Regions from separate parts of the Homo sapiens genome. Here regions 2 and 3 are each linked to region 1. Evidence: read pairs that join two places in POLR2A ChIA-PET (ENCODE). Cell type or tissue: HepG2. All regions are shown on one strand. Links, peaks and the distances in the headings refer to the core of each region. The heading gives the core; the rest is flanking DNA.

What was found. ChIA-PET counts read pairs that join two places held together with the same protein. Peaks named below come from ENCODE experiments on the same cell type or tissue, not always from the same donor. Only the 100,000 strongest peaks of a DNase experiment are listed, where the experiment ranks them.
Region 2: POLR2A ChIA-PET joins it to region 1 with 11 read pairs; 2 of 35 experiments call an interaction of 5 or more read pairs at or near these places.
Region 3: POLR2A ChIA-PET joins it to region 1 with 10 read pairs; 6 of 35 experiments call an interaction of 5 or more read pairs at or near these places.

The regions. Positions count from the first base shown.
Region 1 is chr14:54,130,720-54,137,029 of GRCh38, reverse strand. The region is part of intron 4 of LOC105370507 (a long non-coding RNA gene); the gene reads left to right. Among named protein-coding and RNA genes, the nearest start is that of BMP4, 180 kb to the right of the region's middle. RefSeq lists a silencer at 2,785-3,079. In HepG2, for the core only: no CTCF peak of the experiment used is centred there; DNase peaks (open chromatin) are centred at 1,039 and 2,899; H3K4me3 peaks cover 1,139 bases.
Region 2 is chr14:54,044,645-54,050,954 of GRCh38, reverse strand. It overlaps LOC105370507 (a long non-coding RNA gene), which reads left to right. Exons shown (of 6, transcript XR_943883.3): 5 at 5,824-5,860. Among named protein-coding and RNA genes, the nearest start is that of BMP4, 91 kb to the right of the region's middle. In HepG2, for the core only: no CTCF peak of the experiment used is centred there; DNase peaks (open chromatin) are centred at 1,974, 2,874 and 4,454.
Region 3 is chr14:53,940,214-53,946,523 of GRCh38, reverse strand. No RefSeq gene overlaps it. Among named protein-coding and RNA genes, the nearest start is that of MIR5580, 5.1 kb to the left of the region's middle. RefSeq lists enhancers at 1-175, 176-708, 1,049-2,493, 2,172-2,798, 2,799-3,426. In HepG2, for the core only: no CTCF peak of the experiment used is centred there; DNase peaks (open chromatin) are centred at 2,853 and 3,193; H3K4me3 peaks cover 881 bases.

The DNA of each region.
Region 1 (6,310 bases), core at 720-5,719:
GACTTAGTTCTTGGAGATCGTTAGAAAAAGAGAAATCTTTCTGTGGAGGTTGTTGTGAGGATAAAAAGTGACCTGGAGCTTCTCGCTTCCATCTTGTCACACCCCACCCCCAGTGGCCTGGTGGTGGGGTTGGGGAGCCTTCCTGAGAATGGAGCCTGCAAAGAGGAAAGCTGATCAAGACACAGAGAGGCAACTTCATGAAAAATTGAGCACCTGGATCCAGCCATGACGGAGTTCACAATACCCTTAGATTTTTTTTTTTTAAATCATCTTCTGATTTATGTTGAAGGCAGTTTGAGTTGTTTTCATTCACTTGCAACAAAGAGAGCCTTGAATTAACACATGTCCAGGCAGGGAGGAGACATGAAGCATCCTTTTACTCTTATCCATGTTCTCAGACATATTAATCCATTTTACTTTTTAGGGAAATCCTTTATCTCCCTTAATAAAGTCAATCCAGATTGCCTAAAATTATCACTGGAGGAAGATCTTCACATTGGGAGGAGGTCTTGACCCCTGAATTTTGTCTTCCCCTTGGTTATTTCTTGCTCATGCTACTGCTGCCGTGACACATAAAAAGACCCAAACCCTTCTCTCCTCTTCATAAACACATGTACAGGTTCTGCAAGATTGGCAGTGAAGGGAGAATCTCCTTGTTCGAGAGACTGGCTGGACCTCATAACCTCAATGCCCATTCCCCTGATGTTTGTCTTTCATTGATATTATTAAAAGACATTATTATTTCCTCACATGCTTATGTTGAGCAGATGAGGAAAATGGGCCACCCTGACCTCCCGCTTCCTTGAACCCACCTCACTCCCACCCAGCATTATGTACACAATTGCACAACCTCTCCCTTTCCTCTGACCATAACTAAGCCAGGGTGGACAGAAGGAGCAATTGTTGCAGCGACACTCTCATGCTGCCCTGCTTCCTTTCTCCTCTGCTCCTGTTAGGTAACCCCTCTCATCAACTCCTTATTTGAGGTTTATGTGCTCAGCTTGACCTTGAGAACATTTTGGTGGTTAAAGTATATAGAGTTGACTGTTTTTTTCCAACGAAGGTTTGGAAAACATATTCCAACACAACACCATTTTATTTTTCTTGTAGAGTCTCTAAGGGCAGTATTGCTCCATAAAAGAAACTGGTTACAACAGATTGTTGTTAAGATACCATTCTCTGTGTCAAGGGTGGATGTGAGGTCATATGTGATATTGTCCATTTTAAAACATCTGGTCATGTCAGTACAGACTCTTCTGGGAGTTCTGACATTGGGTACACACCAGTGGAACGTTTTACAAAGAAGTTGACAGGCTCTACTGGATATTTTGGAATCAGAATTTCTGAGGTGGGCCCAGTTACATGTACTTCGAAAAAGCTCTGAAGGTGATTCTGGCAGACAGCCAGGTTGAAAAACGCTGGACCAAGATCTCAGGACTTGGGGAGACTCAAGAGAGTCAAAACTGTACCAAGGCTGGTTTTGAACTCATTTAATAATATGTAGATTATTGCTTTCACTCTCTACATATTTTGGTTATCTATTGCTGCATGACAAACTACTATAATATTTAGTGACTTAAACCAGAAGTGATTTATACTCTCATGAATCTATTGACTGGCAGTTCTGTTTTGCAAGGTGTCAGCAGGGACACTGGGTACAGCTGGAAGGTTCAGAATGGCCTCAGTTCCATCTCTGGCAGTTTATATACTGGCCTCTGGCTGGGACCTTAACTGGGGCTGTAAGCCAAGGTTTCAAGTCTGCTCCACATGGGTCTTTCCACATGGCTGCATGGGTTTACTTACAGCATGGTGGCTAGGGGATAAAAAGGTGCATTCTGGCCAGGCACGGTGGCTTACACTTGTAATCCCAGCACTTTGGGAGGCCGAGGCAGGTGGATCACAATGTTAGGAGTTTGAGACCAGCCTGGCCAACACAATGAAACCCCGTCTCTACTAAAAATAGAAAAAGATTAACCAGGCATGGTGATGGGCACCTGTAATCCCAGCTACTTGGGAGGCTGAGGCAGGAGAATTGCTTGAACCAGGGAAATGGAGGTTGCAGTAAGCTGAGATCGTGCCACTGCATGCCAGCCTGGGTGACAGAGCTACACTCCATCTCAAAAAAAAAAAAAAAGAAGTGCATTCTATGAGAACAAAACTCATCACATAGCCAAGCCTAGAGGTAGTGTGAGAGGAGATAACACTAGGGCTTGAATTTTAGAATCTGTGGTCAATAGAGGCACCAAATCTCAATCTGCCATACTACCTTCTGGTATCTTCATGATAAAGATTCTGTATGGTCCCAAAACATAAAGCATATGGAAGTGGGTAACGGTTTATCATATTTCTTATTGTCTGAGAGCTTTGTTGTCTGCTGCATTCTGCTTCCCAGACAATATCCTCCTTATCACCTTTGAGCCATGTACAGGCTAGATCTACCCGTAGGGTATGCTATTTATTATTTCGAACCATCTTATTTCAGTTTTTATCTTCCTTCTTCTCCCCACCATATAGAGACTTAGGGCGAGTTTCCAGACTGGTAATGCTTGATATGAAATATTTCCTTCCATGTGGGTAAAACAACAAATATTTTAAAGCACAGATGGAAAAATTCATTTATTCCACAAACATTTTCTCAGTACCCAGCATGTGCTTTACTCTTTCTCACATCTTTTTCTCTCTTTCTCCTCTCTCTCATAATAACATAAAAAGGATAAAATAAATTGCAATAGTAAAACATTGTCACCCACAATCGTAGACACTGGTTACTAATCAACCAGTGCCTGGTAGATGAATGAAAAGCTAGTTTTATTTGCTGCTCAGTGGAGCTCGAATGACCAGACAGGTTTACCTATTTGTGAAGACACTGGTGCTTATCACATGTGGATTGCCCTGTGTGAGTGAGAGAGGGATTTCACAACTCCTGTAACATGAGTCAGGTGGTGTGGTGCTCAAGAGCTGATGAGTGAGGAATAGAACTCTGAAGTTTACTCCGGAGGGGAAAATCATAGTTCAAAGTGAGCATGGGTCACTGGAAGACAGAACAGTCTGGCTGGAAGGAGGTAGAGACAGCTGATTTTAAGTAAAAGGTAGGGTGTCCCTAGGGGATGAGATCAAATAAAACATACTGTATAAACACCCTCCTCCAACACTTGTATCCTTGAAGATAAGGGTAAGGAGGAACAATGAGGAGGAACAGTAAGGAGGAACACTTGTATCCATGAAGATAAGGGTAAGGAGGAACCATGAGGGCATTTTGAAAAGATGAAGTCTTAATGGGAAATTAGATTCTAGAGGGTTGGGAAAAGCTATTAACTCCTTTCCTATTCCTGAGCTGGAAGCCATCTCTACTTAACTCTTACTGTATTTTATTTGTACCTTCTTGGGGCATTTATCATTATTATTTTGTATTAGTAATTATCCATCTTTACTTCTACACATGTTGGCAAAATTCTCATCCAAACCATCTTTCTCTCTTCTTAATACAAGACCCTACATCTAATAGGACTTCAGTTAACATTGGGTGAATGGATGCATGCATGAATTGCAACACTGTTAGCTGTGTCCCCAGATCCTTCTCAATTCCTAACTGCTGCCCCATTTGAAGTTCTTGGGAAGGTAAGACACAAGCCACTCCAAGCAGATGGGTGCTATTTATTCATAGTTGAAGCTTTTGCATAAATTCTTCTTAGTTTTCGTACTCTATTGAGCTAAGACAGACAAGATAGAAACCTCAAGAATTCTCTTTACCATCCCCCTCTGATGTTGAAACATAACAGGATGAAAGCAGCCTCTTTCCGAAACCTTCTCTTTGTTATTCTGGCTTCTCACTCAGAGCTCTCTTCCCAAAGCATCAGGTACCTTTCCTCTCCATCTTAGTAAGCCTCAGCCAGTGTGGAGGTAAGAGAAGTCTTTATAAAGAGAATTATCACTGTTGTTTGTAACAAATGTCCCAACCTTGAGCATTTCTTGACCTTTATGGCTGTGTGTGTGTGTATGTGTGTATGTGTGTGTGTGCGTGTATGTATACTATGGCATGGAGAGTGATACAATGTACTTCCAGAATTTTTTGGTACATTATTTATGGTTTCCAAAGAATGTGGTACACATCTTTAAATATACATACACATGGATAAGCGATAAGAACTCCTTTGGATGGTTGCCTGAGTTACCCACTGCCCAATCTCATTCTTAGTACAAAACAACCTTCAGGGTAAAAATTGTTATACATTTCATTATACAGTAGACATATGGGAATATCGTGATGCCTGAAGCTTTTTAGCTGAAGGAGGCTTTGAGCCAAATTTATTCCTGGGGCACTCATGTGTAAATCCTATATATGTGGCCTATACTGAGTAACCTGTTTACAATTTATTTGTAAAAAGCATGTGGCAGCCAGTTGTCTTTTGCCTTTTTCAGTTGGGAAGACACATGGTAACTAGCTGTCTAGATTTACAGATGTGGGTCAGCTGAAGCTGAAACATTAATGTACATAGGCAGTGTGTTCCGTATATACTCCTCCTTGGTAGTTCTGTTCATGGTCAGAGGGTTTTTTTTGTTTTTGGCTTTTCTTGATTCAGATTAAATTATTATTATTTGTATATTTTTTATTCAGAGCAAAAGTCTAAAGAGGCTACATTTTGTAGAATGATTTTTGATACACAGTTTATTAAAAGTATTAACAGAACTTCGTTTTAGAGCATTAAAAAGTAATTCTGCAAGGAAATCTGGTAACTAAGAAATTCATTTGTTTAAAAGATAATGAAGGGCTAATTAGCTGTGAATGTAATTATCTCAGGGAACATTATCAGTTGCTCATTAGAGGCCTTCAATAGCAAGTTAGCTGTTCTAGAGCTAGTATCTAGGGAGTTGGTCAGTCAAAAGTTGGAAGTCTTTTGAAGACTGTGGGCTAGTGGTTTAATATTTCTAGTGGCTAGTATCCAGGTAGCATTAATTGTCATCCTTAACTCATCAAACACTTCTCCTTTACCCAATTGATGTATTACTCACATTATCAGAAATATCTTTAAAGATACTGGTTTTTAAAATAGAGTCTTGGTAATTAATGCAAAATGTAAAGCAATGGTTGCTTATGTTTTTGAGTATATTCAAGTATGTTTACGTGCTTAAAAAATTGTATGTGCTACCCTGGACATCACTTGAGTGTCCTTATATATAAGGGAAATGGGTAATAGTGTGCATATATGTGCATGTACATAAACCATAAACACACAAGTGCACACACACACACATATTTGTCATATAAATATGACAATGTGAAATCATAGGAGTTGGGTCAGTGCCTACTATTTTATTGCCCCCTTTTTGGGGAAAGGAGAAAATCTAATGGCAAAGAATGAATTGAAAGATGGTAAAACTTAGAGTTTGTGTCTACTAATAGCCAATCTAGGGGAAATTTATTTTCTGAGCTTTAATTATTCCATTCCAAAGTAATATTTAATGAGGCTGGGAATGGTATCTCACACCCAGCGTTTTGGGAGACTGAGGTAAGAGGATCAGTTGAGCCCAGGAGTTAGAGGCCAGCCTGGGTAACACACCAAGACCCTGTCTCTACAAAAAGAAAAGAATTAGCTGGGTGTGGTGACACACGCCTATAGTCCCAGCTCCTCAGGAGTCTGAGGCAGGAGAATCTCTTGAGCTTAGGAGTTCGAGGCTGCAGTGAGCTGTACTCCAGCCTGGGTAACAGAGCCGAGACCCTGTCTCTAAAAACAAAACAAAAAAGTAATATTTAATGGATGAGAAAAGAGTAAATGACTAAGGTGATATGTAAGCATTAAACTCTGTCTAAAAGGTATCTACTTGGTTTCTTTATCTTGAATAAACCAAATGTCAGAATAATATTTTGGGCTACTTTATAGAACAAAAAGGTCAACAACGTGAAAGTAATTAAACTAATATCGGAAGGCATCACCAGCATGTTTGTTTTAAACAAGTGTGGTTTACTGCTCTCCAAATGCTATTTACCTAAAATGAATAACACATATGAGAACAGTGGAACAGAAACAGCAGCACACAAGTTGAAGACAGCGTTATATTCTTTCTAAGAATGGAAATGAGTGGGAGGCTGAGGTAGGAGAATCGCTTGAACCTGGGAGGCGGAGGTTGCTGTGAGCCAAGATCGCGCCATTGCACTCCAGCCTGGGCAACAAGACTGAAACTCCGTCTCAAAAAAAAAAAAAGAAAAAAGAGAATGGAAATGAGTTCGTGATATAGACATGTAATATGATAGGAAGTGGAGAAAATCATCACTTCACTAGTTGGATAAGGAAAGCTGGACTTGTATATACTG
Region 2 (6,310 bases), core at 750-5,749, 86 kb after region 1:
GCTTTGTGGGCAGAAGTTCAAGCACTCCTGAAGAGTGTGGCCACTCGGAGCTTGGCAGGAATGAGGGTGGGGTGGTTGTGTGCTAGAAGCAGCAGAATTAATCCTGCAATTGCTTTTTTAATCTAATCTACTGTTTGTATTTCAATTCTGTACATTGATCTAATAATATTCTTTAGAAGAATTTTTTCTCTTCCTCAACCAGACCAAGTCTAGGATCTACTATTGCATTTGGTTATCACGTCTCTTTAGCCCCTTTTAGTCTGGAACATTGTCCCAGCCTTTGTCTTTTATCACATTGACATTTTTAATGAATACAGTCCTATTAGATTGAAGTTATGCATTCTAGGCCAGAGAACTGCATAGGTGATGTGTCCTTCTCAGGGTATCATGTTTGTTCTTCAGTGGTAATGTTAATTTCAATGACTTAGTCAAGATATTGTCCAAATTTTCAATTTTATAAAACTGGGGCTTTTATCACCGCCCCCCCCACTCCGCCCCTGACTCCCCACTCATGGAACTAATAAGCAGTCTGTGAGGTGGCACTTTAAAATGATGCAAATATCCTGGTTCTCATCAAAATTTCCTGGTAGGTGTAGCATTCATTCATGAGTCTTGTCTGACCCAATCTTTACTATCATGGTTGTGAAGTAAAGGTCTTTCAGTGCCGGCACTCTTTCACATTCACCAGACAGCTGTTACATTTCACTGCAACCCATGGTTTCCCTCACTTATTTACTATTTACTATTATTGGTATGGACTTGTGAATTCCTATTTTTTCAATGCTTTATAATTCCTTGCTATACTTATTTCTTTTAGTGCTCAAATTTATGTATTCTCATTTATGTAAAATACCAGGCAAATGCAGCTTTATGCAGCATACTCACATCCAATCAGATTGCAGCCCCTAAGTCTCTTCTAGTAGAAATTCTGGAGCCATCACTGTGTGTATGTGGCACGTATAAGACATACTTAGATATGCATAGATGCTCAGAAAACTGATAACAGGGGCTATCTTGAGAGAAGGAGATTAGAAGACAGAGATTTGAGGTTGGAGAAAAATTTAATATTCACTTTTGTAATATTTGAATTTTTTAAAGTATATGTAATAAATCATTAAAAATAAAAGGCTTTTTTTTTTTTCCCAAGCCAGTATCAGCGAAGCCAGACTAACTTGGAACACATTTTATTTTCTCAATCATTAAACTTCTAGGTTCCATTTTAAAACTTGGTAGGCAGACAATCTCCACTATCTAAATAGTGTTATTTGGTGGTCAACTTTAATTTGGGCCTGTGTTTCAAGGCAGGCCTCTTACACTAGGGCTGCAAATTCTGACTACTGACTCTGAGTTTTCAAATTCAGAAAGTGATTTCCAATGCCAGTGTTAACATGGTGTAATTGCTGTGCAATGCAGTACTGCTTCAGCCCTAAGCTCCATTCTATTAAGTTTTGCAAGCTGGGAGATGGGAGACTGTATGTGAGGTTATTAGATTGAGTGCTCATTTCAGCTGTTTTCTCATTTAGCTCCACTTGTCTAGGTTCGCAACGATGGCTGATTGGGCCCATGATGGTGCTTTGGAATGTAAATTGATTGCTGAGATGCCTGCCATTAAGTAGCTGTCCTACCTATATTTTGGATTATTTTGAAAATTCTGTATAAATCCACACACAATAGATCTTAGAATTTCTCTGCATTTAAAACATATGCTGTCACTGTGGTAAGAAATTTCTGTGAACCTTGCAAAGCTGTAGATGCCCTGGCTTAGCACAGAGCAGTTTATAACATACAACCCAGATGCAAGCTCCATTGGCCTACTCACAAGCAGCCTCGTGTAATTATTCCTCCATTAAGCCTATATGCAGACCACACTGAACTCAACCATAGTCTTTCTTTGAAAAAAAAAAAAAAAAAAAGGTGGCTTTATTATAAACACGAGGAAGCTGGATATTTTTGAGAGGTGTTTGCATTTTGAAGCCTTGTGGTTTTCTTCATCTCTTCAATAATCATTAACATGCTCAATAGTTAACCTTCCGGAAATGTGAAACTTTATATCTGAACTTTGCAGCATCTGTCTTGCAATGCAGACTGAGTTTGCTGAGGCTGTTTTTATAATCACTGGTGGTAAAATCAGGAAGACGCAAAATGAGCGTGTACTCAAGTGCAGTTCATCCAACATTCTAGACCTTAAATTAGAGTGATGAGCATAAACACTGCAAACAGAGTTTTTTTTTTTTTTTTTTAACTAAATTGCAATTATATTTTAAATTACCTACAATTACCAGAAACCATCTCAAAGCTAGAAATTAACTTCTTAGGCACTGGTCCCAGCAGATCAGCTGTTAAATGGACCATCCTGGGTAGCTGACTTCCCACTCTCGTTTCCTTCTGCACACAGCCTTGCACAAGCCAGGCAAGGTGGAACAGCAGGGCGGAGCCCGCGGTTCAGGGTCACGTGATAGGCGTTGGCCCTCAGAATGGTGCAACCATATTTTTACAACTTCCCAAATTACAGTTTCATTCAGGTTCATGACATTTTCATGAAATACTGTGCTAGCTTTCTTTTCGAGAGTAAGTGACGATTTTATTTTAGATTTTAATTGAACTATTTTTATGCAGCGGGTTTTGTCATCTGGTATTTAGGGCATGGAATTGGGTCCAGGAACCACTAGGACTATTCCTAGCTAGTCACTCACTGTGTGACCTTGGTAAGGGCTCTTCTGGGCTTTGGAGTCCCTGTCAGAATGATAAAGGCTGAGCCGTTGGGAAAGAACTGGACGACCTCCCTTGGAGTACCAGCTAGGGGTTGGAGGTTGGCTTAGGCTCAGGGCTAGGTTCAGCCTCATCCCACAGTCAGACCCCTCTCTGGTCTTTGTTGTCACATTCCCTTTCTGTGAAAGGATGGGGAACTTTGGACAGCCTTTCTTTACACTGCCTGGCTGGTACATAACTCAGCACATGGTTGACTTGAAGTCAACACTGTAGAGTACTTTGAAATGTAGAAATTTATACTTAGTGCGTTTGGGAGTGGATTAACTAGTTTAAATCTCACGGCCTCTTGTTCCTCGAGGAACTCATAACAAGCCTCTCTTCCTTGATCCAGTCTCTTATCTTGAATCCACAGCCCTAACTGTCTCCAAAGTGGTTTTGCTGAAATGCAAAGCAATGCCAATTTTCTTCTTAAAATCCTTCAACATTTCCCCATTGCTAAGGGCCATGCTGACTTGATTCCTGCTAATGCCTCTGCTTCACACTCCACACTTCTGCACACCAAATTATTCCTGTTTCTTTCCAATACACTACTCTTGTTCCTGTAAGACATCTTGTTTCATGCTGCCTTTCTTTCTGGCCTGTTCCCCTTGTTACTTCTGCACTTGGCTAAATCACAAACAATATTGATGCCTCTGTTTAAACCACCCTCTCGAAAAAGCCTCTATAGAAGCCCCTATATTGTGGAAGATACTCCATTTTAACTTACCATTTAATAAAGTTTTTTGAGTGCCTTTACTATGCACTCAATGTTATTAATCAATAGGTGTCATTTTGCTCGCATTAATCTTTCCGCTCATCTCTAGCTATGGAGAAAAGGAGGAGGGGGTCCAAAGAAGAAGAATTTGATTTCCGGGTGCCTATGAGAGGGGTCGCCACATGGGTGATGCTCTTTAGGGCTTGTTTGGAAGACCCATAAATTTTTAAGATCTGGAGAAAGGTGGAGCAGAATGAACATGCCTCTCAGCCATGAACTCATAAAGTTGAAAGATACAATTCAAGCCCAAAGTAAAAGACAGGTTTGTGTATTCTTTTGGACTCCATGTATGTATTGGACTAACAGAAAGTTTGGCTAATAATAGACTATATCACCCCTCCTTGTACTATTAAGGATGTGATACTAAAGTTATATTAAAACAGCTATTATAACTAGGAGATAAACTATGAAGAAGATTCATTTGATTATGCTGTGCTCTATAAATCATTTCAGTGATTTGATTAAATAATGTTTATTTAACCAAACTGCTGGGAGATTTCTGAGGGACAGATAGATAGGTGTAGAATTAAAAGGTGACAAAAGGTGGGCTAAAGTGTCTGCAATCACATTGTATCAACAGGAATTCCTTTGGCATCAATAGAAAGCCTAACTAAGAGACTTAAACTATTTTACTTACAAGCATTCCTCTGGAGGTAAGCAACTGTTTGTAGTTAAGAGCTCAAAAATACCAAGGTCAGTGTTTCTCCAATTCTTGTTGGCCTTTCTCTTGAGGTCATGAGGTGGCTGTCACAGCTCTAGACACTAGTCTATTCCCAAGGCAGAAAAAAGGGGACACAGCAGGGGTGATGCTTGTGGCATATGTCCTTTATGTCAGGAAAGAAACACTTTGCCAGAAGCCTCTGGAGACGTCCGCTTTTACCTCAATAGGAATCAGACTTTCTCACATGGACAACCCTCACTGCAAGAGAGCAGAAAAGCAAATATTTGGCTTTTCTAGCCTCTCTAATGGAGGATGCCAGAGGAGGTGGATTTGCAAATGGGAGTTGGACTAGCCAACCAATGGCATCTGCTACCATGTTGTCCAGTGCTCTCAGAAGTCATCACCCTTCACTGTTATTTATCATTGTCTTGCTCTTTGGGACTCTTTTAAAGTAAAACCTGGCAAAAATATGAAGTTGTGCATCGTTTATAAATTTCATCAGTTACCACAACAATGTGACTGCTGTCTTCAACAGGCTGTTCTGTACTTGGAGAAGAAGCATTTGCCTATGGTGTCAGGGAAAATTTTCTAATCTTGTTGTTTGGATAGATTTGAAAAAAAAGTGCAAATAAAAACGTCTGTCCTTGGTTTAACTTTTCACTCTTGTTTATTCATGGGTGCTTCTAAGAGCTTTTGCAAGTAAACCTTCTAAATCTTAAACTAAGTGTGGTAGGCAAACCGTCTCAAAGTTTACGGTTTACACTACTGATCGGGAAGAATAACAATCCATTAATTCTGATGAGGTAACTTATTAAAGGGCTCATGTGGAGTAAACAAGGGGGATTCTAGCAAGTTTGAAATCTTGAAGCCACACCGTCTTCTCTTTGTGGTGGTATATCCACAGACACCTCTCTGCTTCAGAAACACGTGTGGGTAATATGCTATTGTATCGATGGCGAAGGCAGTACAAAGTAGTGCTTAAGACATGAGTTATGGAGCCAGACTGTCTAGTCTCCAGTCCTACTTATGAACTGTGTGACCTAGGACAAGTTACTTAAACTCTCTGTGCCTTCAAATGTTACTATAATAATACTCAGTTATATTGAGAAAGTTTCCCAATAGAATATATGTAAAAATTGATAAATATTACCTCTTGTGATTATATAATGGTGTTGTATAATGGTAATACCCACCAGGGCAAGTGGGCACTTTGTTTCTCTCTCTTTTCCTTCCTGCTGGTATGTACCCCTTCTGGATGCTTCATTGTTAAAGAAGAAGCACTCATATTTGTTAACATTTAAATGCTCAACAGCACAGTACTTAATTACTGTGTGTATACTCTCATGCAGTGTGTATTATTGCCATGATTTCACAGAAAGAAAAGGAAATTGAGAAGACAGGTGAAGGAACTTGTTCAAGCCACACAACTTGCTGGAGTTAGAATGAGAGCTCAGGTGTCTTGTATTTTAAGCCTGAACTTATTCCCATTATGACATTATTGAGTTGCATTGTAAAGTTTAAATTAGCTTTTTATATGCATATGTATCTTTCTGCATATAATTTTCTCATGCTCTGGGAAAATCTGCACAACTCACAATCATCCTCTTTTTTTTTTTTTTTTTTTTGATAACTGTTTCAGGGTCCTAATAAGGAAGATTCCCAAAGGCTCTGCAAAGGTAAAGGTAATGCTTATAAAGTGCAGTTAGCACCCAGGAAATTTTACCTGCTGTATCGTTATTAAATGAACCTATCTTCTCTGACAAAGTTTGAATGGAACTAGAGAACACACTTGACCCAGGCTGAGCCAGTTGAATTCTTTCTTCAAGAATTTGGAATTTAAATCCAAATTTACCTCCTTTTAGTGGCTTCATAATATTCTAAAACTTTTTGTATTTACTAAGACACTTCTTGGAGTAAGAAGCCATACTTAAGCTCTAGGGATCATATTCATTTGAATCTCTTTATATGGCATCCCATGGCTGGTATTGAAAGCTAGGGGCCTGTGAAACTTTTGATGAAGACCTTGCTTGGTTTACCTACATCAGAATGTGTTACAGATAATTCATTAGAGACAGCATGCCATTGGAACCAAGTTGGTGGAAATTCAGAATCAGTGAAGTACCCAT
Region 3 (6,310 bases), core at 750-5,749, 190 kb after region 1:
GTTTTCTGTAGGGGGCAGAGAGCGGGAATTAGGGAGCGAGGCTCTCCTGCCTCCGAGCTCACAGTGGGCCTGCATATGGGGGTGACTCAATGGGAGCGGGGACGTGGGCGAGTGGGAAACAGGCCCGCTGGGTGAGGGTCGGACCTGCAGACTGGCCCTGAAGGCTGAGCCGCTGTCTTGGGCCCCTTGGGGACACGGAGAGCCCTGGGTCCCAGCTGAACTGCAGCCAGGGCCCCGCTCCCCAACAGTCGGGGGACGGAGGTGAACGGGAGAGGCCACGGGTGTGCAAGAGTGGAGCTGGACGATTGCTTTCAGAAATGAGATGCCAAGCCATGATACATAATGACAGCACCTCAGCTGACCTCCGCAGGGCCTCTGGACCGGGGACTCACCGTGCCCGCCCCCACTCCCTCTCCAAAGGTGAGCCAGGAGCATAAAGCTTATCCCAGGCCCAGGTCTCCGAACTATTTGTCATCAAAGATACTTTTGCTTCAACACAAAACCAATTTTACAAACTATTCACATACTCTCTTTTGAAAAGGAAAAGAATAATGCAAATGCAACGTTGGTGACCTTACATTACCTGGGAATCAGAAGGTTATTAGTATTCCCTAGGGGAATTTAGGATAACTGGTGGACTGCCAAATTAGAATTGATGCAAAGTTATTCAGGCTTACCTTGTGATACAAACTAGCACAATTCTGAAAACTATAACTGGAAATTAAATTCAGAGTGGTTAGAAATGTGGTCTAGGTGGGATTGCAAGGATCTCATTTCCCTATGCATTTAGCACCTAATGGCAGAATAAATAAACAGAACTGCAATGCTCACCAGTGGAGAAAAGTGGCTGATTTTAGGAAAAATGTCAAATTGCTCTAATGTTAAAAAAAAAACACACAGAAATTATTTTGAAAAAGGAGTCAAAAGTTCAAGGTGTGCAACTTTGAGTCAATTCTAGAAAAAAATCTAAAATTTTTTTTCAGCTTGGAAGCCATTTGAAATTACCATTCATAAGTCACTTTATTTAAAGCATTAACTGCAGCAAGTTCCAGTTGTTTCTGCTTTCGCTCGCTCTTCAAAATATTCTTTATAAACTAAGTGAAAATATAAAAGTTATAGTATGCTGTTCAGAACAAACAATTCAGAAAATACTGTCGGATTCCAAAATGTTTACCTCAAAAATGTGAAATTTGAGGAAAAGAAGACAAGATGGAAGAATAATTTGCTGCGTTGTGTTACTAATGAGAATTTCTGAAGTCCAGCTTTCAGTCAGTTTTGCCACATTTTCTAAAGAAAAGATCTCATTGATCTTTTAACTTTTTATAGCTTGATTTCTAGCAAAAATATTTTTAAATGACTACAAAGTTCCCTACCCCAAATCCTGGAACCTGGTAGCCTGGTGCAAGTAGATTCTAGTTTTGCAAAATTTCATTACTGTTACTTTAGCAATATGTTTTTTCCAGTTTTATTAACTGAAGCCCTCATCAGCAGATAATTCTCTAAACAGTCTAAAGCACACTGATTGAGATTTTAATTGGCTAGACTCAATAGTTTAGTCCTGTAATTATTTCTCTCTCCCTAAGGTACCAGCAAGTGATTCCATCCTGCATATAGTTGTCCATGATTGGGTTAAGAAAATGTACAACTGTGTTCAACTCAAGCTTCATGCTGATTTAATCTTTTAATCCTTGTCATTTGGTTTTCAAAGCAGTTTGTTTCTGAGGTAGGACCTAGGCAAAGAGGCCAAAGATATGGACCTTACAAGAGAGAAAGAGATGAGGGGTGGTATGGTTAAGGCTACACCCAATGTTCCCTGAATTCATTTATAATTCAAATGTAGAAAAATGTCTATCTTTTGAGAACTGACTTATACACCTTCTTTGATTGGTCAGTAAAAGCTACATAACCCAAAGTGTTAACTTAGCTCCAGAAAGCTCAGACCCAAGCATTTAATGTCCAATTGCAATGTTTCCTTCCAGCTGGATATACACAACTTTTTCCTTCTATTGTTTCTAAAATGTAGTAAAATGACATTCAGATTCCTTTTTGAGAAAGCGAGTTTACTTACAATCCCATCCTCCTAAAACAACTACTTAGGTTTTTGTTTTCTTCTAGTCTTTGTTCATATGTTTATGTTTTCCTATAGCGTTTGTGTTCTGTTTTTCTTAATTTCGGATTAATATTATAACCTTAACATATGTTAAATCCTAAATGTATGGTTTATACATATGTCAGTGTGGATCACCTCCACTCCTTTGTGAGAAAGTTGGCTGGGTATAAAACTTAAATGTTTAACCTCAAGCAATTTTAAGCTGCCTGGACATAGTATCAGGGCTGTGGGCATCATGTCCAAATCTTATTAAGATTCTTACTGACTTCTTAAGGCTCAGCTTAAGCATTGTGGTCCCAGTACTAAACAGAATGCTCCTTTGTGTGATTTAAGTATTCTGAAAAGTGGGTTACCTGACATCCCAGGCTCAGACATTTTTGTTGACTGAGCACATTGGAAGACTTGCATCCACACGATTTGATCAACTTGGGAATATATTCCTTCCCTGGAGAAAGTCAGTTGCAACCTGGGGAAGGAAGGACATGCTTAAAAGGTCTCTGTCTCATGCACTCAGAAGCCACTGAGTTGAGCAATTTCCTATTTGACTCAATGTGCGTCTCTCATTTTCATGCTTTGATTTTTTGCACTGGTTTTCTTGGTAATGAAGGGTAGTGGGAAAGGGAGGCAGAATTATCTAAATACAGTAATTACCAAATTGAAACCTATTCAAACAGCTAGGTTACTAGGTTCAGACTGACCTTGACACTTTCAACCTTCAGATTCCAGTTGGTTGGGGTCAGCCACAAATGTCGAGTTGCTGAGTGATTTCCACATGCTTCTTTTGTGTACCTTAACAAGGGCAGACAAAAGATGTTTTTCCAGTGGGACTCACTCTTTATGAGGCCTGACCCTCGAAGGAGCAAATTAATCTCAGGCGATTTTGAGGTTTTAGGGCACTAAGAGAATTTTTAGAGCATGGAGAAGTAATTTGTTCAATGGTGCCTTAGAAGAGTTAATTTACCTCCAAAAGGTGAGTTCCTTTTACTATCCTGAGTCTTTTACTTCCTCTGAGATCAGACTTGTTATTTGCATAGCAAAGCATTCCATTTAGCTCGAGGGAGGGGGTGGGGGATTGTTAACAAGGAAAGTCACTTTTCCCACGTCTTTCAAAACTCAGCAATGTGGTAAGTGGGTTTGATCAACCTTTCCCCTCCCCTAAACCCCAAAACGTCAGACTATTTTGCTCATTATCTATCTTGAAATTGACCAGGTTTTCCGGATAGAAGAGTTGTAGGATTTAGTATATAGCTGCTGAGAGGACAGTTTTGCTAACATTGTTTGTTTTGGCAAGTTAGTGTAGACTTGCAGGTGAAGACTCCAGAAAAGCAAACAGCAGACTCCACCAACATCCCTCTTCCCCTTTACAGGCATCACTTTTTATTTTTAATAAATCAGGGAGGTGCTTTTTAATAGATTCGTGACACTTTGCATGGGAATTATACACATTTACCTTGGTATTATGTTTCCCACTTGGCTGTCCTGCTTATTCCACCCAAACTCATCTATGCACTTAAATCACAGTCTCTGAGGGCCTACACTGTGTGTAGGTTATTGTTTATTTGCTTGTCACTTAGCAATTCTCAAGAACTAGCTCATAATTTATTTTAACCAAATATGCTCCACCTTAGAGACCCAACACTGTAAATAAAGGGGACTTTTCAGCATTCTAGAAGATTGAACAATCCGGGGTCCTAATTAGCATGGAATCAACTGGTAGTTACTTTTAAGTGTCTATTCTTTCCAAATTGGGAGATTAGTCACAGGGATCTGAGGGAAGAAACTGGACGTTTAATAAGCCCTATTGATAAGAAGGGGCAATTGTAAAAATACAAAAGTTTAGCTGCTGGAAGATAACCTTACATTTTGAGCATTTGTGGGAGAATATAATTCTAGCTATATCTCCCTAAGATCACTAATGTTATATAACAAGTCATAGTGACCCGAAGAAAAGTAAATTTAGGAAAATGTTGGCGGATGGGAACAGCAAGCAAAACAAAATGGTCTGTGGTCTATTCTGCATTATTCAGCCCATTGACAAAGTTTCTAGGCTTCTCTAGGAGAAGCAGGGCTCTGTGTTCGGTATGTGATGGGGTAGGGGAGAATCAGGAGGGGTCTTCTGTTTTCCCTAGAATAGTTTACAGTGAAAATGTATTTAGGTTGTATATCTATAATTAAATATAGAATTTTGACAGAATTTATCTCCCCTAACAGAATTTTAAATAGCGAAGTTTTTACTAACATAAACATGCATTTATAAAGAATTCATTCCATGGAGGAGAATGAGAGATGTTAATAAGTACAAACAAATTAATTAGAAAGAATGAATAAGACCTAGTATTTGAAAGCACAACGGGACGACTATAGGCAATAATAATTGTACATTTAAAAATAACTAAAAGGGTGTAATTGGATTTTTGTAACATAAGGGATAAGTGCCTAGGGGGATGGATACCTCATTTTCTGTGACATGATTATTATGCATTGCATGCCTGTGTCAAGACATCTCATGTACCCCATAAATATATATGTCTACTATGTACCCACAAAATTTTTTAAAAAAGAACTCATTCTATCTCTGTGTTATAATGCTGGGAAAGTTTTTTGTTTTGTTTTGTTTTGTTTTAAAGATATGGATATGTACATAGACAAAAATCTGGCCATTGGTGGGAAAATTATATTATAATGAGAAGAAAATGCTTCCTAGGTTAATTTAATGCAACACTAACTAAAATTTCTTTAAACATATTTAATGGAACTTGAAAGATAGTCACATGGACCAACAAATGGGGAAGAATATGTCCCCAAATTTTAAGGTAACAATAGTCTCCTTGTCTTGGCAGATGTGTACAAAATGACAATTTTTAAAAGTCTTTGTTATTAGGTTATCATTAAAAAAATAGATCAGTGGATAAGCAGATAGTTCAGAAATATATTTAAAATACGATTAGAATTTAACATCTGACACACTAGGAGCAAGACAGGCTTATAAGAATTACTAAGAAATGATACTTGGTAAATAGATAGCATGCAAAAGTGATTTAATATAGATGTGTATGTTACACTAAACTTCAGAAATGTCTAAACATATTAAAGAGCTAATCATATTTTTAAGTATAGGAAGCTCTATTTTTAAGTATGGGAAAATTGAATTGCCTAGTATCCAAATCTATCAAATAAACACACACATTCAGACTACTTATGAAATTGAGGGTGTTATCAGAAGTTTAAAGAAACTAGGTTTGATAAGTAGAATTTTAAAAAAAATTATAGCAAAATGTAATAAAAACAAATGTAAAAAGCAAAAACCAGAGTATGAAACATGATGAGTACTTGATAAATATTTACTATAAAATGTATAAATTATGGCTATAATCCCAGGTCATATGAAGATTTACAGTTAAAGTAACAACAGATGCTCTAGACCAGATGTTGGCAAACTTTTTCCATAAGGGGCCAGATAGTCCATATTTTAGGCCTTATGGATCATAGGCCTCTGTGGCAACTACTCAACTCTACCAGTCCTAGCACAAAACTGGTCATAGAGAGTAGTAAACAAATGCATGTGGCTGCGTCCCAGTAAAACTTTATGGACACGGAAACTTGAACTTCATATAATTTTTGCTTGCTGTGAAATATTCTTTTGATTTTTAAAGACTGTTTAAAAATGTAAAACTATTCTTAGTTCACAGATGGTAAAACACAGGTGGTAGGCTGGATTTGGCCTGAAAGCTATAGGTTACCAGCCCTTGCTTGTTTTTGTTTTTGACCTGTGTAACCCAACGCATTTTCCTTGAAACAACAGTCTCAAGAGCTCGTTTCTGAAAAAAAGGATGTCATGATGAAATGTATTTGGAAAATGCTGTGATCTGTATTACTGACTTGAAAATTTACAATGAGCATTATATTTTAAAGTTTTCGAGAAATCCCATAGTAAGAAACCTGCCTGGCTTTCACCAACCCAGTGATGCTTCAACTTACCTAACCTCAGTACTCCTTTTTGTCCCTCACATTCCCAACCGTGCAAGGCCAATGCACAGTTGGCCCTGGCCTATTCTCTCCGATGGCACTTGATACTTCTTCTTTCCTTGTTAACTACATTCCAGCCATACTGGCCTTCTTTCTGTTCTTTAACCACCATGTACATTCATTCATTCTTGCCTTGGATGTTCTTCTGTCTGCTGTCCCCTCTGCCTGCAAGGT